Regions from separate parts of the Homo sapiens genome. Here region 2 is linked to region 1. The links are chromatin contacts, found by Hi-C or POLR2A ChIA-PET in ENCODE. All regions are on one chromosome and are shown on one strand. The core of a region is the stretch at or near the end of the contact, and the rest is flanking DNA. Distances in the headings are between cores, read along the strand shown.

The links. Hi-C counts contacts between places; a loop is a spot of excess contacts on that map. ChIA-PET counts read pairs that join two places held with the same protein, here RNA polymerase II (POLR2A). Pooled maps may share reads with other maps.
Region 2: a loop to region 1 is called in a map of endothelial cell of umbilical vein, with 2.2 times the contacts of the local background. The contact joins two enhancer-like sites. A Hi-C loop is called at or near these places in 3 of 168 maps with a recorded cell type or tissue (endothelial cell of umbilical vein, heart left ventricle and right cardiac atrium) and 2 of 50 pooled maps. POLR2A ChIA-PET finds 5 or more read pairs at or near these places in 9 of 52 experiments (A549, AG04449, BJ and 6 more).

The regions. Positions count from the first base shown.
Region 1 is chr6:21,740,749-21,744,643 of GRCh38, forward strand. All of the region lies in intron 2 of CASC15 (cancer susceptibility 15), which reads left to right. Among named protein-coding and RNA genes, the nearest start is that of CASC15, 76 kb to the left of the region's middle. RefSeq lists enhancers at 1-825, 826-1,749. Within about 2 kb of position 1,778, at least 3 of the 41 ENCODE cell types and tissues checked have a DNase peak (open chromatin) inside an H3K27ac peak, as active enhancers do; they include PC-9 and endothelial cell of umbilical vein, where a contact is called at or near this core.
Region 2 is chr6:21,613,932-21,617,826 of GRCh38, forward strand. No RefSeq gene overlaps it. Among named protein-coding and RNA genes, the nearest start is that of SOX4, 22 kb to the left of the region's middle. Within about 2 kb of position 2,265, at least 2 of the 41 ENCODE cell types and tissues checked have a DNase peak (open chromatin) inside an H3K27ac peak, as active enhancers do; they include PC-9 and endothelial cell of umbilical vein, where a contact is called at or near this core.

The DNA.
Region 1 (3,895 bases), core at 528-3,027:
TTTCTCCTTCTTAATGTGTCCTCCAGGTCATTAACGGAAAAATGTAGTCTATGATGCAGCAGAGCTCTGCCCTTTTTATTTTAATACATTTTAAATATATCACAATTGTCTGCACTCTGATAAAAGAATGTAGAGCTGGAATTTTAATTTGATTATCATCCCCAATCTTCCCAGGCTTTCGCAGGCAAGTACTTTGTTTGAACAGCTGTACTCCGGTAAATCTCAGTAACAAATGAATCAGGAATGATTTTGTGTAGCAAGTCACATGAAGGGAACTTCCTTAGAAAGACAGGTCATTAAGAGAATGAAGAAAGAAAAACTAGCAAACATTTGAGAAATTTAGCAACTGTTTTTTTTTAAATAAAGCAATTTGTTCTAATAATTATTTCCTAATCATCTTAAAATACGCTGTCATTAACGGCAGAGAAAGCTCTTTATTTCCTTTTGAATTTTAATACTGGGTAGAAATATAATTTACAATGAAAGTCAGCAGGAAAGGAAAAATACTAAAAACGAGGAGGCATAAAAAATGGAAATAGATCCCTGTAGTCAATTTTCTATCATCTATAATTTTCTATCATCTATATGTGTGTTACCCATATGCTGGGGTGGAGTGGGGAGGGGAGAGGGAGGCGCTGTGAAATACATCTGCCTCCGATCACAAAAAGATCAAATTAACATGTGAAAAGATATTCCAAGGAGCTGTGGGAGAGAAAGGCTTTTGGCTTTCACCATCTTACCTACTGGATGGGTTTGAAAGCATAAAATAAAGCTAAACTAAATTCAGGGAAACATTGATTCACCCAAGTGAATAAACAACTTACTGCATTTGCTAATCTAATTAATCAAACTCTGCTTCTCCTTTTCCAAAGGAGATTCACAGGCAGTAAAATAAATTAAATCAACATTTTTTTTTTCCCACTTACTAAAAATAAGCTTTCTTTCCCTGGGTAAATCGGTCATTTAAATTCCCAAGGCTGCACTCCCGTAGTCCTCTGGCAGGAAGCAATTGTATGGGTATAAAATCATTTCTGTGCAGATTGCAGAGCTTGGGCTCTGAGCATCATGTCTGAGTTCTGCCACCTAAACTGATGAATAAGATCAGTTTTAACTGAAGTTATCTTTAGAAACAAATGGCCTATGGATGATGTTGATTAGCAGATAAAAAAGCCTGTTACATGGATGTTTTATGAAACTTAAAACTATATTGATGGCAGGAAACAATGATTTTGGAGGAAATCCTGGAAAATTAAGGATATTTAAAGTTTGAAAACAATTGTAATTGTGAAAGTTTAGACACGGAAGTCATAAAAAAATTTCAGTTCAGTAGTTTGCAGATCTGTTACTTAATCTTTTTAGTTAACTTTAGATCAGTAGAATAAGATTTAGTTTTAGACTGTATGTATATACATACGGCAATTTTATACATACATACATTTACGTAAATACAATATACAAGGAAAAGTGAAGGACAGAGTAAACGGAGAAGAAAATGAATTAAAAGATTATAAAGTGTTGAATGACAGGCTTTATGTAAGTAAGGCAAAAATGTAACACAGGAATATCCTAGATAACAAGTTAAGTATGAGCTAAGACTGTATCGCTAGGTTTTTCATTTTTTAAAGGCGTTATACCAGGATGTGGATTTAGGAGGCCTGCAGTTTAGAATTGAGAAAGAGCTCACTGTTTATATTAAGTTCTACTCACACTTACTGCATTTCCTTGTCTTTGTCATGAATGGGCACCCTTCCAAGGAAGAACCTAAATGGAAAAGTGCTTCCAGCTGAGTTCTTAATGCTACCACCTTCGTCATCTGTCTGGTGCCCTCACCTTGAGGATCAAAGGATCCCCAAGGATTGCCTTTCCCCGCATTTCCTTCTCGGATGGACTTATTTCCGTTCTTTTTAGTTTTGTTCACCCTAGGATATTATGCTCAAAACTAATTTACATGCTCAGCTAATCTTAATTAAAATGTAAAGGCAGATCAGGGCACGATCAAATTAAGTTCTGAATATACTTGGATAGTTGGGCATCAGTTTAATGGATTAAACAGTTCTTGGAATTGCTTCTCTTTCTTGACAGTAAGTCTTAGTTTTGCTGTCATTTCTTAATAGTCCCTTTTACTTCTACTTTCAAGCTGTGACTGAACATTCTCTTTTAACTTACAGACTCTTTTGCTATCTGGAAACCCATGTCCACCTCTGACTTCCACTCAAAATTGCTTTCCTCACAGTCTGACTGCGAGAGTTGTGAAAAATTGGGATGTGCTTCTGAGGTGGGCTGTGGAATGCCATGTAAGTTGCTACTTTTTTTTTTCTGAATGCAGTGGGTATTCATGCGCAGTAGGGATGTTGGCATATCTCTGATGTTTCCTTCTAAGGCTGGTGAATCTGGGTTGTTGCTGTTGGGGTTTGTAATGTAGTCCATGTCTATTAGTGAAGACACAGAGGGCAAAATAAGCAGTTTCTTTCTTCTTTCTTTCTTTCTTTTTTTTTTTTTTTTGAGATGGAGTTTCACTCTTGTTGCCCACCCAGGCTAGAGTGCAATGGTGCAATCTCGGCTCACCGAGATCTCCTCAGCCTCCCACGTTCAAGCGATTCTCCTGCCTCCTGCCTCAGCCTCCCGAGTAGCTGGAATTACAGGCGCACAGCACCACACCCGGCTGATTTTTGTATTTTTAGTAGAGACGAGGTTTCACCATGTTGGCCAGGCTGGTCTCAAACTCCTGACCGCAGGTGATCCGCTGCCTGCCTCAGCTTCCCAAAGTGGTGGAATTACAGGCGTGAGCCACTGAGCCCGGCCAAATATATATATTTATTATTTTTATTTTTTGAGACGGAGTCTCACTCTGTAGCCCAGGCTGAAGTGCAGTGGCGCGATCTCCTTTCACTGCAACCTCCGCCTCCCAAGTTCAAGCAATTCACCTGCCTCAGCCTCTGGAGTAGCTGGGATTACAGGCGTGTGCCACCACGCCAGGCTAATTTTTTGTATTTTTAGTAGAGATGGGGTTTTACCCTGTTAGCTGGGATGGTCACGATCACCTGACCTCGTGATCCGCCCGCCTCTGTCTCCCAAAGTGCTGGGATTACAGGCATGAGCCACTGTGCCTGGCCAGGGGCCAAATATTTTTATAATAAATCCACCATCTCTATACTGTTCTGTGGTGAAATATGCTGAAGATTAAATGAAACCTTTCAAACTTGGTTATCATGGATTTGGCTGCATAGTTGGCCAAACTAGATTGGTTCCTTTTTTTTTTTGAGACAGAGCCTCGCCCTGTCGCCCAGGATGGAGTGCAGTGACACGATCACGGCTCACTGCAACCTCCACCTCCCGGGTTCAAGCGATTCTTCTGCCTCAGCCTCCCGAGTAGCTGGAACCACAGGCGCGGGCCACCACACCCAGCTACTTTTTGTAGTTTTTAGTAGAGATGGGGTTTCACCATGTTGGCCAGGCTGATCTTGAACTCCTCGTGATCCACCCGCCCCGGCCTCCCTCCTGGCATTATAGGCGTGAGCCACCGCGCCCAGCAACTAGATTGGTTTCTAAGCATTCACTTTGTGATTTGTTTCATTATCTTTAACATTCAAATTGGGGAATGACTTAACTAGATGCAGGCAAAGACAATATCTTGCTTACTATCTTTAAGGTACTGCCACCTAGATACTAGAGATACAAAGATGAGTAAGACAAAGTATGTGTTGTTCTGAAAATGGTGGTTTATCTGTTACCATTTATAATGCTGCAGTATACTTGTTTATGTCTTCTAGATTGTGAGTTTGTTTGAGGTCAAAACCATGGCAGCCAAAAATTCCACATAGAAATTTCCACTAAATAGTTTAGAACTGAAAAGATAAACCATCCCAAAGTACTTTGCATTTGGTCAAATTTTTTA
Region 2 (3,895 bases), core at 1,015-3,514, 130 kb before region 1:
CAAAAATGGACAATAAGAAAGTTACTCTCCAAGCCAACCCTATAAGGAACAGAAAGCAAGGGCCAGAAACCAGCTCCAGTAGGCTGGTAGCAATCTCTGGCAGGTAGAATTTCCTGATAATTCAGCAGACAGTAAATAAACCAGCACATGTGTAAGCACTTGGTGTCTATAGGCAGCTCACAAATGCAAGGAGATATCGTTATATATTTATTCAGTGTTTTTAGAGACACTTAATGTTCCACAGAACATTGCATTCCTTTACAAATCCTCATTCTGCCAAATTTTCTAAATTTAATAGGATTATCCCCTAATGGAAGGCTTTAACAATATTTCTCAAATTGAGGTTTGAGAACCACCTATTTAGTATGTAATCCACAAACGATAGGTGACTTTTTCTGAAAATGTTATCTGGAGCTCCCTAAAACACTTCTTTGCAGCCTCAGGCACTTGTGGAAACTCGCCAAATTATTTAAATCAAGATGAGAGGAATTTAATAACAGAAGCTAACACTCAACAGTTCCTATGGGCAGGTCCCATGCATTTGCATGGATTCTCTACCACATGTATTTCTCTCAGAGTGGACAAGAATCTTAGTTCTTAGTCAACAGGCAAAATTCAAACTCTGTAAGTAGGAACCAAGAACGGAGCGCTTAACTACTACACTGCTCCTAGCAGTGACAGAGGGTGTGCTCCTGTGACCCTAAGCCTCCCCCTCACCAGGGTAACATTCTCAACCAGTTTTATCACTGCTTCTTTACAAGACATTATTCCAGATGACCCCCGTCTTAGTTCTCTGCTGTGGACATTTCACATTTTTGAAGGGTCTTTGAAGACTGAAGACCGCATCCCTCAGCATAAAGCTTACATGTGTCCCATCAGCCCCAAACCTTCCTAAAGTCACCCTGTCTTCCCAGAGGTGGTCACACTGCTGCTGTCTCAGAGCTTCGCCCTCCACAAAGTGGACTTTTTCTCTTATGTGGCTGCTAAGCTTCAGCATCCCTATCTGATGCTCATGGGACCCATCATTGATCCCATCTGAATTGTATTTGATAGTGGTTTTAGTTGGTATACAATGATTTTGATCCTGTTTCTCCAACGGGGCATCCACACTGAGTCTCTCCAACGCATCTCCATTTTGCTGGCCCACACTGGCTTTGGGTGAGGCATGTGCTGTGTTTGGGAATCCTTATTATCTTCCTGGAACAAGATGCAGGACAGCTGGTTAGGTGAGTGCCTCAGTGTGCTTCCTTTGAAAGGCAGGAAGCAGAAGAGGGTTTTGCTGTCACTCCGCTGTCTGCTGTGCCGTAGAGAGGGAGCTTCCAGCCCTGGCGATTTCTGCTTTCCTTTTTCAGAGGCTGGAGATCTTCTTAGCCCCCTACCCTTTTCTTTTTTGGCAGGTGGGGAGCAGGGAATTCACTGGGCCAGGGATGGGAGGTGTGGGGAAGAGTGGAGAGTGAGCTGAGCCTCGTGATTACCAGGAAGGTATTGAAGTATTTTGTATGTTTGGAAGGTAACAGGGTGAGGTTAAAAGGTAAATCTAGTTTTTCTCTGTCCACATTCCCTACACACACACACACACACACACACACACACACACACAGAGCACACTCAAGCCCTCATGTTGTACTGTTTCTGCCACCGTTTCCCTGCTGTTGTATTGCTAGAAGAGGAAGGTGATATTTTGGAAGACATTTGATCCATCTAATGGAAGAGGAAGAAAACAGAGAGATGAGATCAGGGGAATTTCTGAAAAAGAAATTCTGAAACACAAGGGACAAAAGAGTGAGTCATCGAGTCAGCAACAATCATGGGAGACCATCTGGCTCACGGCTTCCCAATTTTGTTTTTAGGGTTTTTAAAAATGTCTAAATGGCTTGACAATTACCTGCTCTGCTGCATTCAGGAGGGAGGAAGGGTTATTTACTTATTTACCTCTGACAATGAACATTTGTATAGAGATTGAGGTGGCACATTATATTTTGGGCTAGGTCTCTGAAATGAACCTTTGAAAACAATATATCTGGTTCGTAATGAAAAGGAAAAATAAAGTTAAAATAAGGTGGCAAGCCTTGGTTCACCTTTTTTCCTGGCTGGCAGATCTGCCTCCCCTCTGTTGTGGCTGAAAATTGCAGATGCTCAATTCCCAGACTCCTTTTCTGCCAGGAGCACCCTGTGTCCGAGAAGTTGACCTAAGGGCAAGTCTGCCGGGGAGGGGAGGGAGATGTCTCAGAGCGATTTTCCTGCCTGATAATGGGTGAGAGGCCACTGATGAGTGCCTATTCCTGTTTCCTTCCTGCTTAGCGTGCACAGGGTGTGATGTTTGGAGCAGCTACGTGGCTGTCCTGTGGCCAGGAGCAAATGCCCAGAGAACCCTGGGAAGGCTGACCCAGGGCCCTGACATGATGAACTATGGAACCAATTCAAGAACAGCACCACCAAACTTCTTATGTGGGGAAAACAAATTCATGTTGACGAAGTCATTTTTAGTCCAGTGGTCTGGTTTTTTGTTTGTTTGTTTGTGTTTTGTTTTGTTGTTTTGTTTTTTTTTGAGATGGAGTCTTGCCCTGTTGCCCAGGCTGGAGTGCAGGCTGGAGATCATGGCTCACTGCAACCTCTGCCTCCTGGGTTCAAGCAATTCTTCTTTCTTAGCCTCCCTGGTAGCTGGGATTACAGGCGCCTGCCACCACGCCCAGCTAATTTTTGTACTTTTAGTAGAGACGGGGTTTCACCATGTTGGCAAGGCTGGTCCCAAACTCCTGACCTCAAGTGATCTGCCCACCTTGGCCTCCCAAAGTGCTGGGATTACAGACATGAGCCACCATGACCAGCCTGGTCTGTTTCTTGAAAGTAATTTGTTACCTGGTAGAGACAGAGAAAACAATTTTCATGCAGGATTTTATTGAGTGGCTTACTCTGAGCCCAGTGAAATTACTACTAAACTTTATCACCACCATTTACCACCACTAATGGCATCAATAGCAACATTTATTAAGCATTTATTATATACTTGTCCTTTATATATATATATATATATGTATATTATTTCATTTAATTTCAACCCTATGAGATAGTTATTATTTATCCCCATTTTATAGGTAAGAAAATAAATAACAGAGAGTTTGTTAAGTAATTTGGCCAAAGTAATAGCTGATAAGAAATAGAAGTGAGGCCAGGTGCTGTGGCTCACGCCACGCTTGCTTTGGGAGGCCAAAGCAGGTGGATCGCTTGAGCCCAGGAATTTGAAACCATCCTGGGCAACATGGTGAAACCCCATCTCTACAAAAAAAAAAAAAAAAATTAGCTGGGCTTGGTGGCTGATGCCTGTGGTCTCAGCTAAGGCAGGAGGATCACTTAAGCCCAGGAGGTGGAGGTTGCAGTGAGCTGAAATCACACCACTGAACTCCGGCCAGGGCAACAGAGCAGGACCCTGTGTTAAAAAAAAAAAAAAAAAAAAAAAAAAAAAAGTGAACGTAGTTCCACAGTTTACCATCTTTTCCATAGGCATTAGACAAAAATTTAAAGTACAGCATATGTTTTAAAGTTAATTTTAGAAAGCAGTTAGTTATAAATGTTGTTCATACATAATAGCATCCACTTAACCATGTTTACATTGATCAGTGTATCCATTTTTATAATTATTTTGTTTTGTTTTTGAGACAGGCTCTCACTCTGTTGTCCAGGCCAGAGTGCAGTGGCATGATCACAGGTCACTGCAGCCCTGACCTCCTGGGCTCAGGCAATCCTCTTGCCTCAGCCTCCTGAGTAACTGAGACTACAGGGGTGCAACATCATACCCAGCTAATTTTTTTATTTTTATGTTTTGAAGAGGCAAGGCCTCAGTATATTACCCAAACTCCTGGGCTCAGTGATCCTCCTGCTTCAGCCTCCCAAAGTG